Linked DNA regions of Homo sapiens: region 1 is linked to region 2. A link is a loop called in an ENCODE intact Hi-C map of the cell type or tissue named here. Cell type or tissue: MCF 10A. All regions are shown on one strand. Each heading gives the region's core, and the rest is flanking DNA. Links, peaks and the distances in the headings are about the cores only.

The links. Hi-C counts contacts between places; a loop is a spot of excess contacts. Peaks named below come from ENCODE experiments on the same cell type or tissue, not always from the same donor. Only the 100,000 strongest peaks of a DNase experiment are listed, where the experiment ranks them.
Region 1: a loop joins it to region 2, with 9 times the contacts of the local background. A loop is called at or near these places in 2 of 110 quality-filtered maps.

The regions. Positions count from the first base shown.
Region 1 is chr12:3,521,900-3,524,808 of GRCh38, reverse strand. The region is part of intron 1 of PRMT8 (protein arginine methyltransferase 8); the gene reads right to left. Among named protein-coding and RNA genes, the nearest start is that of THCAT155, 31 kb to the right of the region's middle. In MCF 10A, for the core only: a CTCF peak has its summit at 1,508; a DNase peak (open chromatin) is centred at 1,548.
Region 2 is chr12:3,452,826-3,455,734 of GRCh38, reverse strand. All of the region lies in intron 1 of LOC124902862 (a long non-coding RNA gene), which reads left to right. It also overlaps a transcript of PRMT8 not described here. Among named protein-coding and RNA genes, the nearest start is that of PRMT8, 37 kb to the left of the region's middle. In MCF 10A, for the core only: no CTCF peak of the experiment used is centred there; DNase peaks (open chromatin) are centred at 224 and 1,244.

The DNA.
Region 1 (2,909 bases), core at 105-2,604, 69 kb before region 2:
ATAGGCAAGCACATCCAGCACAGTTTTAACAAGCAATTTATCCCCTAGTGGGCAGGTCCCTCTCCCGTTTCCTTATAGACTGGACACATGGGGTCACAATTTTCCCAAATGTCGCCTATTGATTGTTGGGTAGGGGCTTCAGGTGCTTTTTTTTTTTTTTTTTTTTAGATTGTCTTGCTGCATTTTGTTGCAGCCCACAATGCATTGCAATTCTAGTTAGCTCAGGGGCTCTTCAAGTATTTGATTTATGACCTAAGTAGCTGGGCAGGCTGATAAGAACCCACAAAACAAGCTATTCTGTAGGCTAGTAAACTCATCTTAGACTAAACTTCTTTGGTTCGGGTGAGGGCAACTAAGGGGCGGGGAAGAGGGGGAAGGTGGGGAGGCTGACAAGCAGGCATCAGCTATCGAAGCAGGGGCCTAGTATTTCCTGTTTCTTCTGTAGTTTGCTGACCTAAGCCAATTTAAGGCACTTTGTCTTGGAAATGGACCACTGTATGCGTTGTTTCCTTTAATTCCTTCTTCTTTTTCTTTTTACTCTTATTGTTCCCATTTCCACATTTATTTTTGTATTCTTTCGTTTTTAAATTTATTAGATACTCCATTAGGAACTCCTATTGAGTTACCATAAATGTTGGAATTAAAAGAACTTATTAAATTTTTCCACCTTTGGTGGCCATGTGGATTCTTGGGGATTTTTATGGAATGTCAAGGTGAATGGAATGGCCAGTTGAACTAAGTAAGGCACAAGTTCCGGTGCAATTGGATACTAACAGGTTACTGAGGTTTCTCTTCCCACAGTACCACCAGACATTAGCCCAGGGCATATGAAGAGCCGAGTAGTCGCCTTTGTTTGACTCATCAGTAACGTTTAGGATGTGTGTACAAGTTGGGAGTTTTCCCATAGGCTTATTGAACTTTGCCCCTGCATAGAGAGGCAGAAGGAGTGGTTTATATTCCCTATGGAGAACAAGGGGATTGCTCTAGAACTTGACCTTCGTAAGGCAGGAAAGAGCAATGATAGGCTTTTGTAAGTCTTATTTCCCCATGCATTTCTGTTTTAGTACAGAGCCAACATGCAATGCCTGCCTTTGGGATTGGTATTCCATTTCAGGGGAAACAGAACTACCCTGTGCCTGAGGCCGCCCAGCAGACCATGCGTAACAGTCGCTCTTATTAAGAGCTAGTATTGAAAATTTGACCCATTTAACCCAGGCATTTACACCCCCATATTCAGTCTTAACTTTTTAAATTTGCCTTAAGTTAGTTATTTTAATTATTTTTACTCTCTTAGGGTTGTCTGGTGGGTTAAAGGAAGTAGTGGGATGGGGAGTGACAGTAATCCTGGGTGGGCTTGGGGTGGAGATGGTGACTTGCCTAAAAGCTAACCGTCCTACAGGATCCCTTCCTGAGATATTTATTCCTAATCCATACCTCCAAGCTTCCTGGTTTAGAGTAGCTGGGTTGTTTATGGTAATTAATATAGGATTGCATTCTAAATTTTTACAGTTAGGTGGCGTAGGGCCCTTATACAAATGTATTTTCTTTTTTAAGGGTTTGTTTTTGGAAGAGTGACTCACCCAGCCTTGAAATTGGGTGGTTTACCAGACCCCATTTCAGCTAGCACAGGGCTTTTCCCAATAGCAACCTGTTTTAGGACATAGATATTTGTTCGCTTGTGACAGCTGCCTTTGGTTTCCTAAATTTTCACACTGTAAGACTTGGCAGGCATTGAACTTTATGGTTTGGGGGGTGGAGGTTTTAATTCTGCTGACTATTAGTTTGATGGGATTTTTTTTTTCTATCAGGCTCCATTTAATAATTGTGAACCCCCTTACCCCTGGTAGTAGAATTAATTCTAACCGCATCCACCCCCAATGACGGAGCCTGCTTATAGCTTCCTTTTAGGTTTTCCTTAGAGTTAGCTTTAAGGGTTTCTTAGGTGATTTATACACTTCCCATTTACCCTTTTCCCTTTGTTTCATTTTTTTCTGTTTTTTTTTGTTTGTTTGTTTTTTGTTTGTTTGTTTTCCAGTTTTTTGACCCTAGTGTAATGTATTTACCCTTGTTTAGCTATTTGCACGGTGGTTTGGTGGTTAGGAGCACCTGATGGGGACCTTCCCAGTTTGGGTGGAGCTTGTTTTTTTTTTTTTTTTTTTTAATGGAGTCTCAGGCTGGAGTGCAGTGGTGCAATCTCTGCTCACTGCAAGCTCCGCCTCCTGGGTTCAAGCAATTCTCTGCCTCAGCCTCTCAAGTAACTGGGATTACAGGCACCCACCACCACGCCCAGCTAATTTTTGTATTTTTAGTAGAGATGTGTTTTCACCATCTTGGCCAGGCTGGTCTCGAACTCCTGACCTTGTGATCCTCCCACCTCGGCCTCCCAAAGAGCTGGGATTACAGGTGTGAGCCACCGCGCCCGGCCTGAGCTTGTTTTTCTTTAAGTGGTAATTAGCACTGAGCTGCCAGGCTGGAAGTGGTGAACTGTGAACTTCAGAGACAGGGTTTGAGTTAGAAGTCCTTTTAACCTAAGGAATGACAGGGTGGAGGATATGGCCAGTATACAATTTTTTTTTAAATTGGTTTTTGAGTTTTATAGTAGGAAAGTTAGTGGTCCTACCTAAATACGGGAGTCCATATAACAACTTGTAAGGGGACAATTTCCAGTTTTTTGTGGGGGCTGTCTTAATCCTAAGGAGTGCTATTGGGAGACATTTGGTCAAAGGCATTTTAGTTTCTAAGATTAGTTTAGTAATATACTTTCTGAGACTTTGATTTATTCTTTTTACTTTTTCAAAGGAAGAGGGATGCCAAGGGGTGTGGTAATCCCATTTAATGTGTAAACTTTCCGTAATTCCCCTTAGTGCTCTTGAGGTTAAAGTCGCTCCCATTGTTTGAATTAATACCTT
Region 2 (2,909 bases), core at 205-2,704:
CAAGAGGACCAAGCCAAATTCAATGTAGCAGGCTCAACCCCACCCCCCGCTGACCCTCCAATTCCGGGAGAAGGTTCGGAGGTGAAGGTCCTTGGCCAGGTCTCCCAGGACCGAGCCCAGAGAGCAGGCTAGCGTGGTGCCTCCTCCATGCACACACCTACTCCCATGCATGTGTGAAGAGCTTGCATCACAGGGCAGTGAGTGGCATTTCTTTGTTCAGGGTGGCAAGGGGAAAGGGCGTGAGTCAATTCCCCTTAGGGAGAAGGAGGGCAGAGCACAAGTGAGGGCAGCATCGACGCCTGAAGCAGCTCACCCCTCCCTCCATCCTGTCTGTGGGTTCTCTTCCCCTCTTGCCTTCCACACCCCAAGCCCAGGCTAGAAGGCACCTCCCCTCACCCTCATCCTCCACTTCCAATCTGCAGCCACAAAGGGTGCGAAAATTAATCTGGTGCTTTCGTGAGGGACTGGTGTTATAGGACCAACAGGTTCGTATGCCCACTGCACAGGAGCAGACCAGTTACACAGTAACAGACCAGTTATGCCCACCGCACAGTAACAGACCAGTTACCAGTTAGGGCTGCAGCAGAGAAAGAGTTTAATGGTCACAGGGCACTGAGCTAAGAGATAGGAGGAGCCCCCAAACTCCATCTCCCCCAGGATTTCTGGGCTGGAGTCTTTAAGGGGACTGTGGAGGACAAGGGACTGGAGAATTGGAGCTGTTGATTGGTTGGGGTAAGGCGGATGAATTCACCAGAATGTAGAAACTGCATTCTTTGGTGCGTCAGCTCCTATGGGGTCCTTTAGACCAGCTGACGTGGTAATTTCACAGGTATGTAGGACCTGAAGGACTATCTCAAAGGGAAGACTTAACATTTCGTACTGCTCCAGTTGTTATCTGTAGGACCCTTAGGGTGACTATAACCTTGTAGCGGGGTCTGTGGGATTCTAGGTCAATAGGCAGCAAACAACACGAGGAAGCAGGTGGGAGCGCAGGCCGACCCGCGGTGAACACGAAGTGCGCTGCAAGCTGGGTTTGGTTTCACTCCTCCCCTTCCTTTTGTCCTGATTCATTTTATGAAGTTTATAGGGGTGGTTTCACTGGGAGTGCTGTGCTCCCTTTGAACTTGGTCTCCCGCTTGAGAAATGCCACATGCCGCTCTTGCCCGCCCCGTCTTCCCTGGCCCCTGCTCCTCCTCTCTCCTCCAGGGCTGGGCATGACGGGCTTCTTTTGTGGTTTAGTTTCCCTTCCTTCCTAGACACCCCCCTCCCCTAGAGTGCTTTTACATCACGTGGCCTCTGATTAACGTCAGTGATTCAAACCTTAAATATTCTCCCTCTGGAGTGAGTGATTCTTAGGGGAGCCCAGGTGGCTGCCTGCCCTCTTGCTCCCTGTGGCACCAACACCCTGGCCGGGGATGTCTGAGCCAACAGCAGCCGCCTTGAGGAACCAGGTCCTGGGAATCCATCCGCAGGCTCCCCGTCAGGGAGTCAGAAGAAGCGGCTTCAGGAGAAGGCAAAACAGAAGCCAAAAGACACAGGGCGCGGGGTGGGCGGGGGCGGCATTAAGCTGCAGGAGAGTGAAGAGACAGCAGGGGCTAGGAGCAGAGACAGAGCCAAGTCAGATGGGCCTCCGTGTTTGGCCCCAGGCCCCTTTGAGCCCCGTGGTGCTCCAGTTCTCTAGAGGCTGGGCTAGGCTGACGCCCGCATTGCTGTGCCTGGCCTTCCTGCAAACCCTCCGCCCTGAGGTGACCCGAGCACGTCGCTGCTTCTCGAAACCTGAAAAAGCCCATGGTAAATGTGCCATGAGGAGCACACGAGGCACCCCGTGTTGAACGCTGAGGACAAGGCTGCACCCGAGGCTGCAGTCATTTTCAATCGCCGGAGCAGGGCCGGCGTCGGAAGCCCAGACCTAGCATAGCAGGAGCTGAGAAATAGACACAGCGGGCAGGAGGACAAGGGGGTCCACAGTCGGGCCACGTCAGGACACAGACCACAGGGTGCCGCAGGAGATGTGTGGGCAGAACAGACGAGGAGACAGCCAGCATGGCTGCGCCCCAGCATTTGCCCTGGCTGTGAAGGGCAAGCTCCTCTCCTAAGGGTGTCCCCTGACCGCGCTCACCAGTTCCTGACCCAGACACCTCATTCTCAGCCCTACTTCAAGGTCACGATGGCATGCGGAATGCAGCGTCTGGCTTCCCCAGGAGAAAGCAGGGCCTCTGAGGTCAGAAATCATGTCCTACGGCACCGCACAGTCCCAGCAGCAGTAGCCTCCAGGGGACTCACTCAGACTTGGCAGGGCTGGCCTGGGAATCTGCATTCCCCATGCGCTCCCTCACCTGCTGACGGCGACACCCAGCCACCAGTGCAAACTCTACCCCTTGGGGATCTGCTGCCAGACTCAACACTGGGGCCCGAGGCCCAGGAGTCCTAAGGGTGCTGTTTGGTCATATTAGGCCTGTGTAAAGGGAGCCAGGACTAGAGTGAGCGAGGGGCGTGGGGAGGGAAGGAACCGTGGCTTCCCTGCACCCTTTCAGCAGCTTCCATGGTTCTTGCTGGCCTTTTCCATCACAGGCCACTCTTCAGGACGGTCTCCCGGACTGACCCCTCTCCTCTCCAGCCTACCTGATTCCCCGTGCAGTGTCCTCTGTGCATCCCTCATTTCATCTCCTTTCATGTGATCCCAGTCCAGGGTTTAGCTTCCCTCCCCTCTTAGGCTGTAAGCTCTGAATAGGCAGGAATGTTTTCTTTGTGTGGATTTTTTGTTTGTTTGAAATGCCAAGTAAGCTGCCACTCTGCCTGTCGGTCAATGGGACTTGCCGAATTGTCCTCTCACCACCCCACTCGCCCTTAAAGATGCTGACTTCTCAGGCCTACAGTTATTTCCACAGCAGCCTCCTGGCAGCCAGCAC